Linked DNA regions of Homo sapiens: region 1 is linked to region 2. A link is a loop called in an ENCODE intact Hi-C map of the cell type or tissue named here. Cell type or tissue: heart right ventricle. All regions are shown on one strand. Links, peaks and the distances in the headings refer to the core of each region. The heading gives the core; the rest is flanking DNA. Region 1 overlaps CFAP20DC-DT (CFAP20DC divergent transcript). Region 2 overlaps CFAP20DC-DT (CFAP20DC divergent transcript).

Region 1 (2,918 bases), core at 233-2,732, 92 kb before region 2:
TGTGAGGTCGTAGGTGGGCTATAGGAAATGACCATTACCACTTCACAAACCAGAAAACTGGGGCTCAGGTGCGAGGTAGGACCCTAAACATGGGATTCCTTTCACTTAACCCACCCTGCGCTGAAAATCATGCTTTATATGGAGGTTTTAATTCTGCAGCTGAAGAGATTGAGGTTAAATAGAAATAAATGAAAAACGGCAAGATATCTAAAACTGGGCTCGTGCGAGTGATGGTGAAACAGGCAGAAATTGATCAGATGGGGGGCCGGGCGCGGTGGCTTACGCCTATAATCCCAGCACTTTCGGAGGCTGAGGTGGGTGGGTCACCTGAGGTCAGGACGGCAAGACCAGCCTGACCAACATGGCGAAACCGTCTCTACTGAAAATACAAAAATTAGCCGGGCATGGTGGTGCGTGCCTGTAGTCCCAGCTACACAGGAGGCTGAAGCAGGAGAATCGCTTGAACCCAGGAGGCGGAGGTTGCAGTGAGCTGAAATCGTGCCACTGCACTCCAGCCTGGGCAACAACAGCGAAACTCCATCCCAAAAAAAAAAAAAAAAAGGAAAAAAAGAAAAAGAAAAAAAAGAAATTGATTAGATGGCCATTTGAACACAGCTCTCAAAAGATTGTTCTGGATGGGCAGGTAGGGCCCCCATGGACCACCTCTGCCTTCTGTGGGGGATGGCAGCACTGAACAGTGTTCCTTCCCCAGTCTCAGTTAACCCAATCTGGAGGGTGGGTTGAGCTGCTCCAGAGAATGTCAGAGAGGGCTGGGTGCTGTCCTATCAGTGAGCATCATCGTCTTTTCTGCCTATACCTTCACTGCCTCTTTGGCGGCAATACCTAGATTTCTTTTGGGGAATTATTCCACTTTCCAGTGGGCCTGTGACCTCACTGGGCCCATCAGCCTATCTTCAGGGAATCTTAACATGTACAGTGTGGGCCAGATACACCCCAGTGGTGGCCCTTCTGCTAACACACCTCTCTACCTGTCCCATTCTGTCCCTTCTGAGGCCAGGCTCTTCATCCTTCTCAATACTGTGAGCTGTCTTTGTCTTCTTCCAGGCAGTACTTCTCTTTTTCATAGGCCAGCCAGATTTGGAATCTGTTGCTTATAACTAAATTTGACTTGACTGATGTAGAAGAGAAGTAAAGGAAGAGATTTTCTGAGTTTGATGGGCCTGGTATCTGTCACCCAGCGGGGAGACCTGTCTGGGGTCTGTGTGTTCTCCATGTCAGCTCCTGCTGAGCTATGACCTGCAATGCCAGGAAAATGTCCTTGTCACTTCTCATTGTGGTAGCCAGGGAACAAGATACTATTGTCAGAGACCTACCCGGGAAATGGACGAGGGCAAAACCTTTGATACTGTCAGTTCAGTTGGAGAAGAGGGAGCATCCTGATAGGCTAGCAAGAAACTCATGGGCCTTGGATCTGGTTTTTCTTTTTCAGTACAACTAAAAGATAATGGCAGGAGGTGACAACATTTGGTGTCAAGCATGCAGACACTGAAAAGTATAAAAGGAATCTCTGAAGTCACGTGATGAGGGGAAAGACATGTCCATTTCTGGAAAACAGGTGACAAGTGGTAAAGCACGTGGGGTAGAGCCAGTACTAGCGTGAAGAGGAGGTTTTCTATTTGAGACTATATATGTGTGTGATGGGGTGGGAGGGCCTCTGCTCAGGTCTTCCACAAACCCAGGGTCTGCTGGATATCTTTATGGCCTGAGAGTGGCCATAAAGTTAGGGAAAGGAAGAAAACCTTGAAACTTGAGCCTCACTCTAGACAAAGTGGACATCAAAGTATCAGTGTTCCCTGACTTAGAGGCTTTCGATAATGAGGGAGGAATCAGACTCCTAATAGAGCTGCTCAGTCCTCCTTCAACTCATTCTCCCCTCCTGGCAAATATCACCAGATAAACCCACAATGACAACAACTTCCATTAATTAAACACTTAATATATTCCAGAGATTGTGCTAAATGCTTTATATTCATGACTTCATTTGATTTTCACGCCAACCCATGGAGTCAGTACAGAGTTTCTGTTGGGCTGTAGATAGACAGGAAGAGATACACACACACACACACACATGCACACACACACACACATACGTTAGGAAGGAGGAGAAGTAGGTGTACCCCAAAGCCCAAAGCGACATGTAGCTGCCAATAATATTGTCCAGAGATGATGAGGACTTGCTTAATCTCAGGAGCTCAATTCTTGCTATGCTATGACCCTCTGAAGTTTGCTTACCATTTCAGAAGAATATAACATTACTTTCTTATACACTTTCCTAAAGTATCTTATATTACTTTTATACCATTTCAGAAAGCATATAACAATCTCCGTTTACAGGAATGTTTATAGATATCAGACTCTGCTTGATCTTGAAAAGAAGACAGTCTCAGAGAAGCCTCACCCTCGTTGCTGAATGATATCTCTGCCTCTAGCTTTCTCCAAAATGCAGAAAAACTCATTTTCCCACCATTGTTGTATGTTATGACTCACGTCTCCATGTAACAGGGTGAGAAAGAAGTAGAGCCAGGATTTGAACTCATAGTAGAAAAGCTGCCAAGACATTGTCTAGAGCCCTCTGGGGACTGACCCCATCAGAGTGGTGTCCATGTGTCCAGGTCCTGAGTGCCTGGCTGTCTTTGCTGCATGGACAGGTAATGCCCTCAGTGGCCCTCTGAGGTACAGCCACCTATAGAGGCCCTGGCTAAGATGCCGTCTTGGCATGTGACCCGGATCTGTGATTCGAAATGGGGTTTCTGCATGGTAGGGGGAAATAAAGTTATCATGGGGAGACATTTGTACAAGATTCCTGGAGCCACACATCCAGGTTTTGGACTGGATTCTTGAAGGTTCTCCCAAACCACAGCACTCTCCCCCAATCTCCAAATACCTAGCTCTAGAAA
Region 2 (2,918 bases), core at 308-2,807:
TGTGTTTCTTTTTGTCACAAGATACTATTCCATCATATGGATATAGCACATTTTGTGTATTAATTCACTCTCATTTTACACAAAATAGAAATCTTTTCAAGGCTCCCACTCAGAAATGTATTGTCTTTTATTCATTTGAATCAAGCACAGAAAGCTACTTCCTTAATAAGTTTCCTCAAGTTTCTTCATTCTAAAAGTAAACCCTCTCCTTAATATGTGCACATACTTGTGCATCTCTCAGAATCACTTAAAAGCAAACAAACCCATCAGTGTCCAGTGTTTGCCAATGGATGCCCATTATTTCCTCGGGAGAGATGATCATGTCACATGGTAACAGGAATGATCATTGGTCATATAACCAAATAATGTCAACCTCCACAAATACCTCACTGTAGCTGAGGTCAATGGCAAAATTGGCAACAATAAAATATTTAGATTCACAGCGAGGGTATAAAATATGGTACCTTCTCTGTATGCAGCCATATAAAATATTTATGACGATACGGGTTATTTATATTTAATAGCCTGTGTGTTCCCCATGTCTCCTGCTTCCAGCTTGAGCAGATGGAGGCTGCTTGGCTGCCCGCATGAGCTCTTTGTTCTAGTAGCACTAGTGATTCCCACTTCACAGAAGATCACGCTGTGAGGCAGCAGGTGGAGACTGGATGTCTCCAGAGACTCACCTCCACCTTTGTGGTAGCTGTTGACTCTCAGATCTTCTGCCAAGTGGTTTCTATTCTTCTCTTCCCTTCTGATCTATCCCAGTTGTTGGAATCCGTCCTCCTCTCCAATTTGCATTACTCAGAGCTGGAAGTATCGTATCTTTATGGTCTCTCTTGTTCTCATTTATTTTTCCCTATCCACATTCTCAGTTTGGTTGAAAAAAACACCTACCCATACACAGTTCTTTTCGTTGGCCTAGAATCTTTTATTTTCTCTTACCCTTTCATGTAATGGATTAACTTGTAAATATTTAGGAGATAATGATGTTCACTTTTAACATACAACTCTAGAGAATTATCCACCATACATACTTAAATAGTTGCCATGATGTTAGGCACCTTAAAACACAGTCTACAATTGTAGGTTCTTCCTCTGTTTCAGTTCATCAGTAGATTCTGACCTGAAAGATAGCTATTTTGGTTCTAATTCCCTGTTGGTTTTCATTGCAATTAACATGGATTGATAAATGCAGTTAATTGAATGGCAACTCTGCCAGATTCTGTACTAAGTGCTTGACACACATTCTCTCTTAGCCTGACAAAGCTGGCAGTATTTTCTCCACATTATACACATGAAGCCTGAGACTCAGAGGCTAAACGACTCTGCCAAGGTCCCAGAGCTAGTGAATGTGGAGTTGTTGTTTGAGTCCAAGTTCACTCTGATTCCAAAGTCCATGCTCTTCCCATGACTGACCCCTAGCTTTCAGTGACTTGATGTTCAGTTATGTCACTTATTTAGAGTTAGAGGTCCAAAACATTTCACCATCAGCTAAGAGATATGACAGGGTTCAGCCAGATTGGCTGCATGACCTGGACAAATCATTCCACCTCTTGATGGATACCCCACCACCTGAAGATTGGGCACAGAAAGAAGAATCCAAGAAACTCTCAGGGAAAATGCTCCACCATTTTCAGAGGTCAATGTTTGGTTTCTGCAACTCCTCAAAACCCCACCATTAGCTGAGAATACTTTCTGCAACATCTACCAGCAGGGTATTTCTTCCTTTGTGATGTTCTTGAGAAGTCAACTCCCCACTTGCTTCTCCGTTGCCTCCAAGGCTTTAAGTGCCTCCCAGTTAAAGGGCCATATATGATTGTGAACCTTGGTGAGGAAGGTCCCTCATCTCCTTTGCCTCCCCTGGGTACTCTGTGAAACTACTTGCAGTTTTGTGCCTGCTGTAAATCAAAACACCCAGGCAGAGAGCCTGCTGACCAGTGCTTGTGGTCATGAACTCTTTTGTGGGCCTGGGAGGCCTGAGAGATGCAGCTGCTCTTACAGTCTCTGGTATTTGCTGTTTTGCTTCCCATTTTCCCCTTCCACACTAAAAATCCTTGGGGTCAGGCCCTCTGCTGATGGTCACACTGAGCTGGCTCAACCAGACTTACTGAGTCCTAACGACACACTTGATGTGGTATGATGTCATCACTGCTATTTAATATTTATCTAGGGCACTCAGTGTACTTGGTACCACTTAGAAAGGCAATGTCCTCAGCCTCTTTTACCTTCATTGCTGCAAAGAATTTGACCCTGTGGGACTTAACTTGCTCCAAGATCTGTCATTGCTGACTTTCATAACCTTGGAGCTCTGTCCCCTGCAGGTGTCCAGGGACTGTCTGGGTTGTGTCACCTTCTGACACTAACTATCACGATTATGAATGTGACCTTAAGCACAGACCTCCTGATGCCCCAAATTAGCCCAAACAGGCACCAACCAGCTGGCCCTGTGGAAACGTCACTGACTCAGCGTTTCTTTTCCTGCTTCTGCCCTTGGCATTTGCAGTCTGAGCTCAGGAGTCTAGCTTGCTGCCATTTGTGAGAAGTCACATGCCCAGTGCCATCCTTTGTACCCAGGGGCCCTCACACTCCAAGGTCCTCTGAGGCATTATTTCTTTAAAGCTCCAGGCGAGTGTCACTGGGGCTGGCTTTTAAAAGTTTGTTGACCAACTTGCTTGACACTCTGTCGAAGCCGAAGCTGAATCCACCTTTCTACCTCGGACACCTAAGGTGAATCCTGCTCTAATCACCTTCTTGGCTGCTCGGCTGACTCCTACTTTCAGCAGTTTCTTGCTTTCAACAGCTTGTTTAAGGCCCCTCAAATGGGCTGTCAGGCTCCAAAGGAGGGATGGTGCTAGAAACAGTGGAGAGCTAAAAATAAACACCTTCACAGACAGGGACAGACACACTGTGCAAATAGA

Evidence for each region. Hi-C counts contacts between places; a loop is a spot of excess contacts. Peaks named below come from ENCODE experiments on the same cell type or tissue, not always from the same donor. Only the 100,000 strongest peaks of a DNase experiment are listed, where the experiment ranks them.
Region 1: a loop joins it to region 2, with 3 times the contacts of the local background. A loop is called at or near these places in 2 of 110 quality-filtered maps.

The regions. Positions count from the first base shown.
Region 1 is chr3:59,698,477-59,701,394 of GRCh38, reverse strand. All of the region lies in intron 6 of CFAP20DC-DT (CFAP20DC divergent transcript), which reads right to left. Among named protein-coding and RNA genes, the nearest start is that of CFAP20DC-DT, 610 kb to the right of the region's middle. In heart right ventricle, for the core only: no CTCF peak of the experiment used is centred there; a DNase peak (open chromatin) is centred at 1,338.
Region 2 is chr3:59,606,303-59,609,220 of GRCh38, reverse strand. The region is part of intron 6 of CFAP20DC-DT (CFAP20DC divergent transcript); the gene reads right to left. Among named protein-coding and RNA genes, the nearest start is that of CFAP20DC-DT, 520 kb to the right of the region's middle. In heart right ventricle, for the core only: a CTCF peak has its summit at 1,427; a DNase peak (open chromatin) is centred at 2,424; H3K27ac peaks cover 1,045 bases.